Linked DNA regions of Homo sapiens: region 2 is linked to region 1. Evidence: chromatin contacts called from ENCODE Hi-C or POLR2A ChIA-PET data. All regions are on one chromosome and are shown on one strand. The core of a region is the stretch at or near the end of the contact, and the rest is flanking DNA. Distances in the headings are between cores, read along the strand shown. Region 1 overlaps SYNE1 (spectrin repeat containing nuclear envelope protein 1). Region 2 holds the start of MYCT1 (MYC target 1).

What was found. Hi-C counts contacts between places; a loop is a spot of excess contacts on that map. ChIA-PET counts read pairs that join two places held with the same protein, here RNA polymerase II (POLR2A). Pooled maps may share reads with other maps.
Region 2: a loop to region 1 is called in a pooled map, with 2.3 times the contacts of the local background. The contact joins the promoter of MYCT1 here to the enhancer-like site in region 1. A Hi-C loop is called at or near these places in 2 of 50 pooled maps. POLR2A ChIA-PET finds 5 or more read pairs at or near these places in 2 of 52 experiments (RWPE1 and activated T-cell).

What each region holds. Positions count from the first base shown.
Region 1 is chr6:152,596,147-152,601,077 of GRCh38, forward strand. All of the region lies in intron 3 of SYNE1 (spectrin repeat containing nuclear envelope protein 1), which reads right to left. Among named protein-coding and RNA genes, the nearest start is that of SYNE1, 39 kb to the right of the region's middle. Within about 2 kb of position 3,158, at least 2 of the 41 ENCODE cell types and tissues checked have a DNase peak (open chromatin) inside an H3K27ac peak, as active enhancers do.
Region 2 is chr6:152,693,972-152,699,450 of GRCh38, forward strand. MYCT1 (MYC target 1) reads left to right here and starts at 3,926. Exons shown (of 2, transcript NM_025107.3): 1 at 3,926-4,127. The coding sequence starts at 3,932.

The DNA.
Region 1 (4,931 bases), core at 1,908-4,407:
CCTGGGTGGAACTTAGAGAAGAACAATTGTCAGTATTTACTTTAAGGCCAATTTTACATTATGAGGTATTTTTTGACCATTTTCTTGTTTTAAAAAGTTATGATTACAGTTTTTTGTTTGTTTGTTTTTTTTTTTTTTTGAGATGACGTCTCACTGTGTTGCCCAGGCGATCTCAGCTCACTGAAACCTTCACCTCCCAGAGGAGTTCAAGAGATGCTCATGCCTGAGCATCCTGAGTAGCTGGGATTACAGGGGTGTGCCACCATGCCCAGCTAATTTTTGTAGTTTTAGTAGAGACAGGGTTTCACCATGTTGGCCATGCTGGTCTTGAACTCTTGACCTCGAGTGATCCGCCCGCCTTGGCCTCCCAAAGTGCTGGGATTACAGGAGTGAGCCAGTGTGCCCGGCCAAGTTATCATTATAGTTTTAACTTTTTTATTATTATTCTTATTTCTTGAAGCTTTCCACTATGCATGGTGACTGGGAGTGTTCACTGCTAACTTTCAAGGTAAGTATTGTACGTAAGCAGAATGAAAGGAAAAGGTATGGGAAGCATGATATGTAAAGGATTTATATCTTGTTAACGATGGTATTCACAAAACAACATGTTTAAAAATTAATTGAAAAGAGATCTTTCTTCTTATCATCTTCCCTTCCTGTTGAATTTGACAGTCAAATACATTTGGCATTACAGACTTTCGAACTTACCAGAGCAGTTGGTTTATTTCACAAAGGACTGGTCCTCTCTAAAGGCACAGACAAAGGCACAAGCAAAAACTGCTCATCCTCTGTGCCAGGAACATGAGGGCCTCCATATGTCTGGGGAAAATGTGGGCACTAAATTGGTAGACAAAATAAAATTCAATAAGATCACTCTTACCCTCTTCTCCAATCATAGGTATTTCTCTAATAGCATAAAAAATTTTTGTTAAATTGATATGAAGTGGTAGATTTCATTTACACACACTTGCTCTGGGAGGCTCTAGATATTTTAGTAAACCAACAGACATTTGATTTTTGAGCAACATGTTTTCCCATTGAGCATATGGAGAGAAATTTATTTTTAAACATTAAATAGACGTGCATCTTACAGTAACTAAAACTACCTAAAGCACTTTCCTGTTTGCCTCAAACTTTCTTTTTTCTTAGATACAGTGTCTCACTCTAGTTTCCGAGGCTGGAGGGCAGTGACATGATCAGGGCTCACTGCAGCCTCGACCTTGTGGGTTCAAGTGATCCTTCTACCACCTCAGCCTCCTGAGTAGCTGGGACTACAGATGTGCACCACCATGTCTGATTAATTTTTTTATTTTTATTTTTTGTGGAAATGGCATCTCACTATGTTCCCCAGGCTGGTCTTGAACTCTTGGCCTCAAGTGATCCTCATGCCTTGGCCTCCTATAGTTTGGCAAGTACAAGATAAACGGCTGTTGAATTGGATTTAATTCAGCAGCCAGATATCTGCTGTGTTCAGAATGAGTGAGCACAAACTCCAGAGACCATGTGACTATTATACAATTATAGACTGCATGTCCACTGAAGAAACAGCTACTTGTAATGAATTCTTTCTTTTGTTGTAGCTATTATGAATATATTTATAAGGAAAAATCCCTAAAATACATGCTTAAATATGTAGTATATATTATAGTCAAGCGATGTTTTTCTTCTCTAGAAAATCTCCCTTTTTCTTTCGCTATAGCAACTATGGTAGTGAGTATTATTTACTTTTTATATCATGATGATTTTTATAAATACATACATATTTTCATTTTTCTAAGACTAGGAATTGATCCACGAGCTCCATCTAATTTAGTATCAGTATCACTGCATTGATGAAGTGGTAACGAAGGCACCATCCCTTATTACATTTAAACGAGGTAAGAAAAAGGAAATATTTCCTGGGCCTTAGGGAGAAAAAAGCTCAGGCTCAGATATACAGATTCAGAAACTGATATGGTTTGGCTGTGTCCCCACCCAAATCTAATCTTGAATTATAGCTCCCGTGATTCCCATGTGTTGTAGGAGGGACCCGGTGGGAGGTAATTGAATCATGGGGTCGGGCCTTTCCTGCGCTATTCTCATGATAGTGAACAAGTCTCACGAGATCTGATGGTTTTATAAAGGGGAGTTTCCCTGCACAAGCTCTCTTATCTTGCCTGCTGCCATGTGAGACGTGTCTTCCACCTTCCACCATTATTGTGAGGCCTCCCCAGCCACGTGGAACTGTGAGCCCGTTAAACCTCTTTCTTTTGTAAATTGCCCTGTCTAGGGTATGTCTTTATCAGCAGTGTGAAAACTGACTAATACAGAAACTGAATATACACATTAAAATATTAAAACAATTCTTCTTTAAGTAATTTAATTAAGTCACATTTGCCAGTTTTTCATAAACTCAATGGTCTCTTAGCAATACTTCCCATAATGAATCAGCTTCAAGAGTTTCAAAATAGCATCATGGGAATGTGGTGTCCTCTTCATTTGCAAAGTTAAAAGAAAGTCTGCCATTTGTAGAGTGCAAGAAGGGACAATGTGGCAATTAGTCATCACAGTTGATGAATCTGAAGAATTCAAAATTCTTGAATCTGGGTAAGTCTGGTCTTTGTATGCAGAAACAGAAGCAGGTAACATATAAATATACATTCAATATGTGATCTATCTGACAGATAATACAATAGCCAAGAAGAGTATTTTATGATATAATTAACAGTGTTATTTTTCATCTAGCTGTGCTTCCATGTTAATCCAGATGTTTTGCTGCTGTTCATCTTTGTCACAGAGAGAAGCCTAATAATAACAAATTCAAGTGATGTTATTATCTTTCTTAATAGATCAGAGGCCTCTTCTGAGTCTTATACTGTAATCAAATAGAGAACAAACATCTGGATTTAATTTTCACCCTTCTCGTGAGATAATAAACAGCACAGTCCAAGGAAATTTACTGTTTCTTTAATAATTTCAATACTACAAATTCACAGGAGAGAAAAATTATCGTTCTGAATGTATTAAAAACACTAAATCCAGCCCCTTGAGTCCTCAAATGATCACCAATTTTAAAATGGACAAGCCACTGGCTAATAATGACTACACAAGCCTGCCAAGGAAAACATCACTGCAGGCTGCTCTAGTAAGTGCTTGGAATACAGAGGAAGAATGCTCTTTGTGCAGTACTATTTGGATCTACTTATCTGATGGCATTAGGTTATCACACACCCACAGGGCTTTCCAGAATTCCTCCCACTTCCCGCCCTTGACATGCTGAGCAGTCCTACATTGGTGACACTATCAGATCAAAGAACTAAAAATGTCTTTGGTTCCCAAAGGAATAACGACAAAAGAACAATAAATGCTTGGAATTAGTGCTGTGGACACTCTGTCTACAAGAGCCAGATACATCAGGGTTTTTTGCCTAATTTTTAGATAAACATGGATAAATTGTGAAAAGTTGAAAGAGGCTTGGTCAATTCCTTTGGTAAGAATCCCAAACTACTGACTATAAAACTGCTCATTATGTAACTAAAATTCTGCTGCCTTTCTATAGTAAGAATTAAAATCCATTGGCCAGATTCATTTGAGTCAAGTGTATTCAAGGGTATTATTTTCTTTACATTGCTATGTCTTCTATTGTTTACTTATCCTACAAAAGCAATGGCATTATGAAATCATATACGTATCCTATAGCATAGAAAGTCAGACACAAACACTCTAACAAGGTGCTACAAGTCAATAGATGAAGATGAACTACATGAAATGATATCTGGTAGGTGAAATGTAGAAGATGAGGTAACTGGAGACACAAGAACTACCTGGAAGGTAAAAGGTACGACTTGGGTTGAACCAAAAAATAATGTGAGACCTGAAGAGATTCAGTAAATTCTATAAAATGTCTCCCCTTTAGTGCCAACAAGAGCCAGCAAAGTCCAGTAATACTCATCAGGACTGACGACTCCATTAAATGCAGTAGCAGTTGACAAGCCCTATGACTTCACATATAGTATGTAACAAAGGCGAACAGTTTAACAGGAGGATAGCTCTGATACGGCACAAACCTCAGAAGAGGTGACGAAACAAAACAACAGATGGCGAGAGGCTAAGGAACAGTTGCCATGACCCAGGTGAGAAGGAACTGAGAGTCCAAACAGATCTCACCTATGCATGGCTTTCTTTTAGACACTGGGGTATAAAATGTATAATCCAAACAATACTTTTTACTCAAATGGCTGGTAAAGGGTGATAATTTTTTTTAAAAAGCTCACAATTTTAAAATTGTTCCTATTTTTTTAAAAAGCAAACAGAAACCTTTCTTTTTGGCATCTTCTCCTTTGTCTTACATAGAAACTTAAGTGCAGAATTTTAAGGCTGATTACGGATGAGTAGAAGCTATGGTAACTTTTTTCCCTTGGGGTTGAAGTATCTGTTTGCTGGCAAATAATGCAAAAAAGAAACAAATGGATCTGCTGAAAATCTACTTCTGTATTTCTCTCTTAACTAATGACAATCATTTAGCTCCAATTTTCATGTTCATGTTTCCCTTTCTTCTTGGCTTTGCTTCAGGTCTAAATTTTCCTTGATGTTCAGAGAAACGAAGAGATGGGAAAGAATTGGGGTCACTGGAGGAAAGTTTTCCTCTAGATGGCTCTTTATTTTATAAAGAATAAAAGAGATACAGTCAGAAAATTTTTCAGTAATTCAGAATATGAATGTATGCACTGTGAAATTAAAAACTCTTACTTAAATGAAACTACGGTAAAAATGATATTTTAGTAAAGAACTAAATGTCCAGTGAAGGTCTGAACAAACAGTTTCATCTTTTCTAGATGGGAAACATGCTGTGATTCTTCCCACGTATTTACAATGTCTTAAAGTTGCAAGCTTAAAATCAGACAATCTGGGAAGATCACTTTCCAAATCTAACAAAACAGCAAAAGAAACTT
Region 2 (5,479 bases), core at 2,676-5,175, 99 kb after region 1:
TCAAAGCATACACATCAGAAAAGAAGAAGTAAAAATATTTTTATTTGCAGATGATTTAGCCGTATATGTAGAAAACCCTGAAGACTCAGCCAAAAAACTATCAGAACTGATTTCAGCACTTTCTCCCTGTGCCTCTAGCTCTGACTCTCATTGTTCAGATTTAAGTCAATTTCCCTCTCAGATCTGATCATCACTTTCCATAGCCACAATCAGACATTCATGAAGACTTATTTACTGAGAAAAAAATTAATGACACTGACCTTGGGAAATTATCTTTACTTCCACTGTAGTTTGTAAAATCTTAAAACTTAACAGCTAGATTTTCACCTGACCTCTATTTTAATGTTGTCATCATCACCTCTATTTTTAATTTTGTCATTCTCCCTACCAAAGTGAATGAATTTAAAGAGAAAGAAAAAGAAGACCAACATTTATACCATGTAAACAAAGAAGAAAAAAGGCATAACTCTGTTAAAATGACATGTTCATATTTTTAGTCATCCTCCTAGTTACTTTCTAAAAACTTGAATTAAAAAACAGATTTAAAATTTTAATTTTTTGTGGGGAGTTCTTATAGGTTTTGACAGTACTCCCAGTTTACTGAAACTGTTTGGGTCAATTTAATATTGGGAAGATAAAACCTATTATAGTTTTAAAATATAAAGCTAAAAAAGGAAATTCAATGTCAAATATGTACCTTCTCTTAAATGTGATGATGTTCTTTTGTATCATTTGATATTGTTATAAGTTAAAATGTAAAACTATTAAAATGCATGTGAATAGAGATTTTTAACTTGTTTTTTAGGGTCCAGTGACACTTTTATTAACTTGGAGTGTCCAAAATACTTTCATCTTGAGATCCCTTCAAATTATTTCATTTCCCTATTTAATAAATATTTATGAAGAGCCTATTGCATGCCAGGCACTATTTCAGCCACTGGAGTTCAGTTTGTGAACAAAATCAATAAAGCTCCTATCCTCATGAAACTTATTGCTGGTGGAAGAGACAAAACACAACCAAAAAAGCAAAGCATTTTTATGTACCCTGAATGCTTACGTTCCCCCAAAATTAATATGTTGAAATCCTCCCCGCCAAGGTGATGGTAGGAAGAGGTGGGAACTTTGGGAGTGATTTGGGTTATCCAACCCTCATGAATGGGATTAGTGTCCTTATAAAAGAGGCTGAAAGTGACCCTTCACTCCTTGCACAGTGTGGGATCACAACGAGAAGATGACTGTCAACGAGACAGCGAGCCCTCAACAGACACTGACCTGCCAACCCCTTGATCTTAAACTTCCCAGCCTCTAGAATTGAGAAATAAATTTCTGTTGTTTTAAAGCCACCCAGTTTAGGATATTTTGTTATAGCAGCTGGAACAGACTAAGACACATATATAGCATAATGTCAGGGTATGATAAATAACATAGGGTCAGGAGACAGAGCATGGTTTAAGTGGGAACACTTTAGACAGGGTGGTTAGCGAGTGCCTGTTGAAGAGTGACTTCTGGCCAGAGACGTGAATGAGGAGAGTGAGGAAGTCATGTGAATATCTGAGGCAAGAACAAACTTCTCAATGTACTTTATGACCACTGGAGAACCCAGACCTAAAGACCCAGGTTATGAAATAATGAGCAGTAGAAAAGCAAACCTAACAGTTTTGTAAAGATAAAAATCAAGTTCCTGTTGTGGCATGACAAGTCATGGGACTCAAAAATCACGTAGACATAAACATTCACTTAGATAGATCCATGCCAGGGAAAGGTATGAACCCTTACCAAGCAAATTACATACACAGACAAGAGCCAGTGCTGTCCACAAGCAAGCTATTCCTAGGTCATAAACTGATTTAAGAAACACATTTTCTTTAGAGTTTTGACTGGGTTGTGGCCATCTGCAAAAATGAAAACCCATTGGGAGAAAATCTGCATAGTTCAACATAGAACAATGAAAGGAAGTGTCAGCCTGTATCCCAGCCCTGAAATGGAATGAGCTCTGTTTCTGCACAGAAGGCAGTTGAGACAATGTCAGTTACCCATTCCACTCATTTTGGTTTATTTTAAGGAAAATGCAATCTATGCAGTGTTTAGGAAATTATATACACCTTTGAAATTAGGATTTATTGCAATCAGGTAACCTTTAATAATGCAAAATGTGTATTTAAAAATACATTTAGTAATTAAGAATCGTACTCGATGCTTTTAGAACAGTAAAGTGATTAGTATTTCAATATACTTTCATCCAGATTACATTTTCTTCAGAAATAACATGTTCTTTTAATTTTCTATTTTTATGAACTTTGTTAACAATATTGAAAAGTAAAGACAACTGTTGAAATGTAAGCCCTTTTTGTCTGTTAAGTAATAGTAGGAGCTTTTATTTACTGGATTATTTGAAAATAAACTTTAGCAAGAATATTATAGAGGTGAGTCTTTATATTTGCTCAGTGAATTCTCTAAATTTTCTATGACGTTTTATAATTCTCTTAGATGATTTATATTTTAATTTCTAATAAATTTATACTTAAATTCACAAAAAAATGAGACTGATCAGAAACAACCTCATTTTGGAAGAAGCAGGACTGCAAAAATTAATATAACTGTCTTTTTTTGTTGTTTTCTTAGAACTACTCAGGAATATATTACAGACTTCACAAAGAGGAATACTACTTTGCACTAAGTCATATTCTAATGACTAATAAGTTAGAATATGATTAATACAAGATATATGCAAGAGTTCAGGCTAGAGTTACTCAAAGATTGATGAAGCCAGATCATGGAATGCAGTTTAGCGCAGTTACTAGGTGCAGTTTGACACGTTATTCACAATTTCCAGTGCCTCCAAAGTCCTCAGAGGATCCAGTCTAAACAAGCAAAGCTTGAGGAAAGACTCTTGAAATGTTAACTAACTTGTGTTTCTCAAAATGTTTCATGTAACTCTTTCCTATATCAGTTCTCAAACTTCTCTATAAAAAACAAATTCCTGAGATCGTTGTACCCTTTGTTATAGCACTTAACAAACTTTGTAATGAAAAATTTTGCATTTATGTTTTCCCTCCTTGATTTTAAATATATTTCTTCAATGTAGAAACTGTTTTTTCATACTAAATACTAAGTAAAGAGTAACACAAATTTTATATAAATTACACTTAGATATTTATGAAATGAATTAAATAACTTTCAAAATTTGTATACCAAATAGAGAAACAGACATGTTAAGAATATAGTGGCCGAGCGCAGTGGCGCATGGCTGTAATCCCAGCACTTTGGGAGGCCAAAGCAGGTGGATCACTTGAGGTCAGGCCTAGTTCATGACCAGCCTGGCCAACATGGTGGAACTCCATCTCTAGTAAAAATACAAAAATTAGCCGGGTGTGGTGGCACGCGCCTGTAATCCCAGCTACTCTGGAGGCTGAGGCAGGAGAATCGCTTGAACCTGGGAGGGGCAGGTTGCAGTGAGCCGAGATCGTACCACTGCACTCCAGCCTGGGCGACAGAGCGAGACTAAGTCTCAAAAACAACAACAACAACAACAACAAAGAATTTAGTAAGTATCTGAGTTTTGAATAGTCCTTTCCCCCAATTTACTATATAAATTTAATTTTCAAGCATTGGAACGTGGTCTATTTCTCAATTCTGTATACATTTAATTCAAGGTGCTGTAGCTGAGAGTTTGGAGTCTTCCTTTCCATGTCAGTAGGGGATGAGGAAACACACACACACACACACACAAACACACACACACACACACAACCCTGTTATCCTAAAAGCAGTTTTGGAGGTGGCTGAGAGGAGAGAACTTAGGAACTTAGCTGAGGAAATGATGAAAAGGACATTGTTTTGTGTCTCAGGAACCATGTGGAATTCCAAGATAAGAAAAACAGTTGCTAATTTGAGTATAAAAGCAGGAAACATGATACACTTATTTCCTTTTATGCGAACACAAGTATATGAGGGGTTGTGTAAAAATTATTTTTCTCTTGCTGTACTACAAAGAGATAGAATCAAACTGCTTTTTTTCGACATACTGGTTTTTCTTTCTGTTTTTCTTCTCTTTCTTCTATTTCTTGTGGATATTATGGCTAATAACACAACAAGTTTAGGGAGTCCATGGCCAGAAAACTTTTGGGGTAAGGTATTTTCTTTTACTGTTTAAAATTTAAAATTAGGATGTAAGAAATGCACTGCGTGATTATTAAAACAGTGAAAATCTCTGAGACATTTTGTTTACTATAATGTGATTACTTAAAGTTTTCATGTTTATTAACAGAAATCTATTTCATACGTTTATTAGCAGAAATATATTTATAGATATAAATATATACTTATATATTTATTTGTCTTTATAGTGTTCTATGAAGATATTCAAGAAGAATCTGGGTATTAAGTACAGATTTTGGCTGGTGTTACAAAATATAATTAGGAAATAGTGAGGATAAAAATAAAAAACATAAGGTGGAGGTAATTCCTGCTTAGAATATGGCATGTAGATTTTGTTGGAAAAATTAACTTTCATTTGTTTGAAGGTTATAGATTATATATTTTATTTTATGAAACTGAGATTTTCCATAGAGGCTATTTTCACTTATGTTGTGAATGTTATATGCTTTAATTTCCAAAGTGAATCCTAATAACATCTGTACTTAAATGAGTGAATTTAAAGTGCAATAACACAGGTAAAATAAATGAATGACTTTAGAGTATAACAAATAAAACATGGAATAATATGAAATTTGAGAAAACTATAGTAGAAAAGATTAAGTGGAAATAACATCACGTGTAACATTCAATGGAATCCTATCACAGGGGTTGGGGGGAAAGAACAATACAAAAGTATTTTTTGGAGAATTTTTTGTCTGAGTCCAGCCACAGCTAACAGTCCAGTGTTCCCTGATGTTGACAATGGGACTGTGCTGAGGTCAAAACTCAGTTGCTCCAGGTTAGAGGTACAAAGAAGATGGGCTCACATGGGGAGTTGACATGTACTCTTGGGTTCAGGGAAATTTTTATATTAAAGGAGGCAATTTAAATTAAATTCAGAAAAACACTTTAATGAAGAAAATAGTATATATGGACAGATCTGTTTATATGGCCAGAACAAGTTTTTAATCCTCTCAGTGTACAATTCAGACTTTCTGCTGTGATTCAAGGTGGGGTTTTGGGAACTTTCACATAAACAGTGAGCAGTAGTGGCCGACTTTTCCCAGCAATCTATATGTCTACCATCACAGAAATTTGCATGAAAAGAATTCACTCCAGTCCTTTAACCTATGTACTTTCTTAGATGAAAAATGTGGGGACAAATATTTATTGGTTTTAAAAGATATTAAAATTCAGCATAAGAAAAAAAAGAATTAACTCATTCTTTTTTTCTCACCTACATTTATGTTTGCTGGAAGACTGAAAAGGAAGGATATTGGTGAGCTCCTAATAAATTTATGTAACAGAATTAAGAAGAAGAAAAAAGATTATTCTAGTACAT